Linked DNA regions of Homo sapiens: region 1 is linked to region 2. Evidence: chromatin loops called from intact Hi-C (ENCODE). Cell type or tissue: A673. All regions are shown on one strand. Each heading gives the region's core, and the rest is flanking DNA. Links, peaks and the distances in the headings are about the cores only.

Region 1 (2,922 bases), core at 185-2,684, 220 kb after region 2:
ATGGGTTGTTCTGCAGACTCAAGCTGCTCATTAATTTAAACTTTTCGTAAATCTACTGTGACTTAAAATTGTTAAAATGCATAGTATTATGCTGGCTCCAGAGGTCTTTATCAACTTGAATGTTTCTTACTATACAATTGAAATTTTGTTTCATTTATCCCCAAATATACATAGAAGAATCCATGTGTTCCACTACAGTACCTGGAATTTCAGTGTCCAGTTTTTGACGGTGGAGGCTTTGCCTAGGGTGTGTCTGCCGTGTTAAGGCAGCCCGGAGCGGGCCCAATAGAAAACATTAGCAACACGCTCGTTCCCTTGTATCTCTGTTCAAGGCCCTGGAAGCAGTGTTGTCTGTGGGCCGCCCTGAAACAGGCATGTGGCGTTTTTTGTTTCTCTTTCCATTGACCAAGGTCTTGCCGAGAGGCAAGCAGTGACTGACAGTCATGGGTCATTACTTGTTGCTGTCGATTATGCAAGAAAACAGGGAGAAGAGAAGGAAGGCGTCCTCGGGGTGTTCATTCGCTTGCACACACTCAGCAATCAGGAACCAACACGTGCTACCTGTCTTTTAGAAGATACTTTAGGGCCGGGTGCAGTGGCTCAGCCTGTAATCCTAGCACTTTGGGAGGCCAAGGCAGGCAGATCACAAGGTCAGGAGTTCGAGACCAGCCTGGCCAGCATGGCGAAACCCCATCTCTACTAAAATACAAAAATTAGCTGGGTGTGGTGGTGCACGCCTATAGCCCCAGCTACTCTGGAGGCCAAGGCAGGAGAATCCCTTGAACCTGGGAGGCGGAGGTTGCAGTGAGTCGAGATTGTGCCACTGCACTCCAGCCTGGGTGACAGAGCAAGACTTTGTCTCAAAAAAAAAAAAAAATAGAAATTTAGTACACTTGCCATTTCATACTTTACTTACTTTTTTCATACTTTCATAGTAAAGTACTTAGGATTAGAAAACCAAATATAATTTGATATTTGTGTTGTTTTACATCAATAATGTGCCAAAAGATAATATTCCTTAGCTCATGTGCCAAAAACAGATTTGGAGATTGATGCTTAACATGTCCATATATACCAGGTGTGTGTATATGTGATTGTCTCTATAAATGCGTGGGGACGTATCTATAGTATGTATCCACATAGACAATACGTTTTTTAAAAAAAACCCTCAAATTATTTTAATGTTTGTAAACATGGAAAATGAATGACTTTGGGAAAATGTTGCATTGTAGTGGCATTGCCACGTTTTATATTCCCTTTTAAATAGATCTGTGCTTTTTTTGTACTTGTTTAAAGAATTTGTTTCATAAATAAGTTCTTCAAACTTGGGCTGTATATTTTGGGAGGTGTTTCCATGCATGTAAATTTTCCTTCTTTTTCTTTTATATGGGGGGCCGCAAAGGCGTCGACATTCCAGATGGCTATCCTGCTTCAGTACAACACGGAAGATGCCTACACTGTGCAGCAGCTGACCGACAGCACTCAAATTAAAATGGTATTCTCATCTCAGGCTCGTTGTTCTATCAGCTTGCCGTTTCCTTGTTCTCGTGGATATTGTTAGGAAAGATAAGGAAGAGGATATGGGCATCTTTAATTTGAAATAGATGTTTGCCTCATGAATATGAATATGGCCTTATTCCAGGATTTTAATACGCACTACAAAAAGCTTCATGTTAAAACTCATTGTTGAGCCAGGCATGGTGGCACATGCCTGTAGTCCCAGCTTCTTGGGAGGCTGGGGCGGGAGGATCACTTGAGCCTGGGAGGTCGAGGCTGCAGTGAGCTATGATCGTGCCACTGTACTCCAGCGTGGGTGACAGAGACCCTGTCTCTTAAAAATAAAACTACGTGTAACACACACACACATACTCCTCATCCATGCTTTTCTCTCATTCATTTAACCAGTTAGGCTTTTCTTACTAAGCTTAAATTTCCACTTTAGTATTATTTTTCCTGCTAGCCATATTTTTTATTGAGATATATTTTAGATAATAAAATTTGACATAACATAAAAGTCATTTTAAAGTGTACAAAGTGGTTTTTAGTATATTCACAAGCTTATAGAACTACCACCATTATCCAATTCCAGAGTGTTTTATCACCCCAAAAAGAAACCTGCACCCATTAGCAGTAACTGCCCGCTAGCTCCCAGCCCCTGACAACCATTAATTTGCTATCAATTTGCCTACTCCAGACATTTCATATAAATGGAATCATATAACACATGACTTTCTGTGCCTGCCTTCTTTCCCTCAGTGTATACTGTTTGCAAGGTTTGCCCATGTTCTAGCATGTGTTGGTACTTCATTTCTTTTTGTGGTCGAATAATCCAATGTATAGATGGACCACATTTTATTTGTTCATCAGTTGATGTACATTTAAGTTGTTTCCAATTATGAACAATGCTGCTGTGAATACATGTTTTCAATTTTCCTGGGTATATACCTAGGTATAGAATTGCTGAGTCATGTAATAGCTGAATTTTTTGAGGCACTGCCAGACTGTTCCATAGTGGCTGTGCCATTTCATATTCTCACCAACAGTGTATGAAACTTTCAGTTTCTCCATATCCTCACCAACATTTGTTATTTTCATTTTTAAAAAAAATTATAGCCATCCCAGTGGATGTGAAGTAGTATCTTGCAGTTTTTGACTTGCATTTCTCTAACAACTAATGATGTGTAGAATCTTTTTTGTGTTTATTGCCATTTGTATATCTTCTTTGGAGAAATGTTTGATCAAATTCTTTGCCCATTTTTCAGTTGGGTTATTTGTCTTTTTGTTGTTGAGTCGTAAGAATTCTTTTAATATTCTGTATACTAGATCCTTATCAAATATGTAATTTACAAATGTTTTTTCCCATTCTGTGGGTTGTCTTCTTACTTTCTTATATACACACATTTTTAATTTTGATGAAGCCTA
Region 2 (2,922 bases), core at 250-2,749:
TAATGATAGTTTCTTTGGCTGTGCAGAAGCTCTTTAGTTTAATTAGATCCCATTTGTCAATTTTGGTTTGAGTGCTTCTAATTTTTAGTTCAGGCTTGACATTTTGATATTGACTTGAGTACTTTATATACCTTGCTGGATATTTTTGATAATTCACACTTACAATGAAGAATATAACTACAGAAACTTATAAGCATAAAGTTAAGCCTGGAATTTATTCATTCAATATTTATTTTTTTGAAATATAATGAGCTTCTGCTGTTTAAAAAGGACTCTCCAACCTGAAAAGCAATTTCTAAAGATATTTATTTTCTTCAAGTCAACTGTATTAGCTATGAATTAGAAACCTAATTTATTTTAAAACTTGAAGCTCTATTTTTAAATCTGGCTATTTTATTTATAAACCTAACTAATTTTTTATGAAAAAGAACAGCCACTTCTTTTTGTCCCTTTATTAATATTTCGATGAACTCTTACCTGACCAAATCATCTTTAAATGTTTAACATGACTTAGAAAATTAAATTCCCTTAGACACTTAAACTCTGATTACAAAATTAACACATCTGGTTCTCTCACTTCAAACACCTAAGAAAATGTCTTAGCTTAAGTTATCTACCCCCGTTGTGTAGCAGTAAGCCTGCCTTCTCATGACAACCTGTCACCTGTCAGCATACTGGCTCCCTCATTGCCTGCTGTCCACTGCCAGGAGGAGACCAAATGACCTGGCCAGTTGGCATCGACAGCTTTAGGTATGGTGGAAACCATATTGTATTCCCTATTGAAAGTGTCCAGACAAGAATTCATGTAAAAGTGGGCTGGGCGCGGTGGCTCACACCTATAATCCCAGCACTTCGGGAGGCCAAGGCAGGCAGATCACTTGAAGTCAGGAGTTTGAGACGAGCCTGGCCAATATGGTGAAACCCCATCTCTATTAAAAATACAAAAATTAGCCAGGCCTGGTGTAATCCCAGCTACTCGGGATACTGAGGCAGGAGAATCACTTGAAGCTGGAAGGTGGAGATTGGAGAATCACTTGAACCTGGAAGGCAGAGATTGCAGTGAGCTGAGATCACACCACTGCACTCCAGCCTGGGCAACACAGCCGGACTCCATCTCAAAATAATAATAATAATGGTAATAATTCATGTAAAAGTAATTTATTAGGAAAAAATGGTAAAGGAATGGAGAATTAGGGATAGGAAGGCGAGGAGGCCAAGTAAGGGTAACAATGTCAAAGTCGCATATAGAGTACCTTCAACTCAATCCCAGAGAGAGCTCTGGAGACAACATAGGTCACACTTGAGAACTGTCCTAATTAGCAGCAAAAGAGCAGAGAATTTATACCCCAGTAGCCATCAACTATTGGCCAAGGGCGGCCCCAAGGGAATATACGTTCTCAGGCATTTCCAGCTCTGGCCGCTGGAGGGCAGCCCTCCAACAAAGAGATGTGGCTCCTGACTGTTGGGAGAGAAAACCCTCAGGAACTAGTGTGCCCAAAAATGGTTCAAGGTCACAGGGGACATGGGTAGAGTACTGCCCACCCATTGTACCAGCCAGATCCATTTGTGCCTGTCAAGGTAATCCTCTGCGACAGGGGCTAGTCACAATTTCTAGAAGAAAAAGCTTTGAAGAGAAAGATGAGTGGAACAAGTTTCTACTGGTTGGTCCTCAGACTGTAACTGATTTTCACCTTTCTCCTCTACTCTCCATTCTAAATTTCCCTCATTCTAGGCCAGTATTTGTCTGATGGGTCATCTCTGAGGAGCCTGCACCCCTAGTTGTCACCCCCTGGTCACACTGTAGTTGCTGTAATTGTCTATTCACTGTTATAAGTGCAGAACAGTCTAAGAGGTGGCATGTGGGTTGTATTTTTGTTTTGTTTTCTGAGATGCAGTTTCACTCTTGTCACCCAGACTGGAGTGCAATGGCGCGATCTTGGCTCACTGCAACCTCCACCTCCCGAGTTCAAGAGATTCTTCTGCCTCAGCCTCCTGAGCAGCTGGGACTACAGGCACCCACCACCATACACGGCTAATTTTTGTATTTTTAGTAAAGACAGAGTTTCACCATGTTGGGCAGGCTAGTTTCAAACTCCTGACCTCAGGTGATCCACCCACCTCAGCCTCCCAAAGTTCTGGGATTACAGGCGTGAGCCATGGCGCCCAGCCGAGGTGCCCTAGTGGGTTCTAAACATGCACCTCTCTGCCCCCATCATGTAGCAGTAAGCCTGTCTCTTCATGACAACCTGTCACCTATCAGCGCACTGACTTCCTCATTGCCTGCTGTCCACTGCCAGGAGGAGACCAAATGACCCCACCAGTTGGCACCTACAGCTTTAGGTACTATGGAAACTGTATTGTATTCCCTATTGAAAGTGTCCTCCCTGCAAACCCTCAACAACCCAGCAGACATAAAGTTACAAGTATAGGAAGCCTGCATTTCCCAAGTGGGTCCCTGAAGGTGATAGTGAGAAGGGCCACTCCTACTTCTAGGCGTTGGTTCCCAGATGTCCATGTGCTACCCCTCAGGGGCAGAGCACATGTGATGATGGTTGGTTCCAAGGTATGTACTGTTCCCTAAAGGACAGTAAGCCAACCCCAGAGGTGTCCTCTCAAGCTGGGGGCTCAGATGTGCTTTTACCAGCCTGGGCAATACAGCAAGACCTTGTCTCTATTTTATTTATCTATTTTTTTTTTTTTTGAGATGGAGTTTTGCTCTTGTCACCCAGTCTGGAGTGCAGTGGCATGACCTCAGCTCACTGCAACCTCCACCTCCCAGGTTCAAGCAATTCTCCTGCCTCAGCCTCCCGAGTAGCTGGGGTAACAGGTGCCCGTCACCATGCCTGGCTTATTTTTGTATTTTTAGTAGAGATGGGGTTTCACCATGTTGGCCAGCCTGGTCTCGAACTCCTGACCTCAGGC

The links. Hi-C counts contacts between places; a loop is a spot of excess contacts. Peaks named below come from ENCODE experiments on the same cell type or tissue, not always from the same donor. Only the 100,000 strongest peaks of a DNase experiment are listed, where the experiment ranks them.
Region 1: a loop joins it to region 2, with 2.8 times the contacts of the local background. A loop is called at or near these places in 8 of 110 quality-filtered maps.

The regions. Positions count from the first base shown.
Region 1 is chr7:148,791,324-148,794,245 of GRCh38, forward strand. CUL1 (cullin 1) reads left to right here. Exons shown (of 22, transcript NM_003592.3): 17 at 1,403-1,495. Among named protein-coding and RNA genes, the nearest start is that of EZH2, 92 kb to the right of the region's middle. In A673, for the core only: no CTCF peak of the experiment used is centred there; no DNase peak of the experiment used is centred there; H3K27ac peaks cover 323 bases.
Region 2 is chr7:148,574,362-148,577,283 of GRCh38, forward strand. No RefSeq gene overlaps it. Among named protein-coding and RNA genes, the nearest start is that of C7orf33, 15 kb to the right of the region's middle. RefSeq lists an enhancer at 1,276-1,570. In A673, for the core only: a CTCF peak has its summit at 1,422 (motif pointing right); a DNase peak (open chromatin) is centred at 1,420.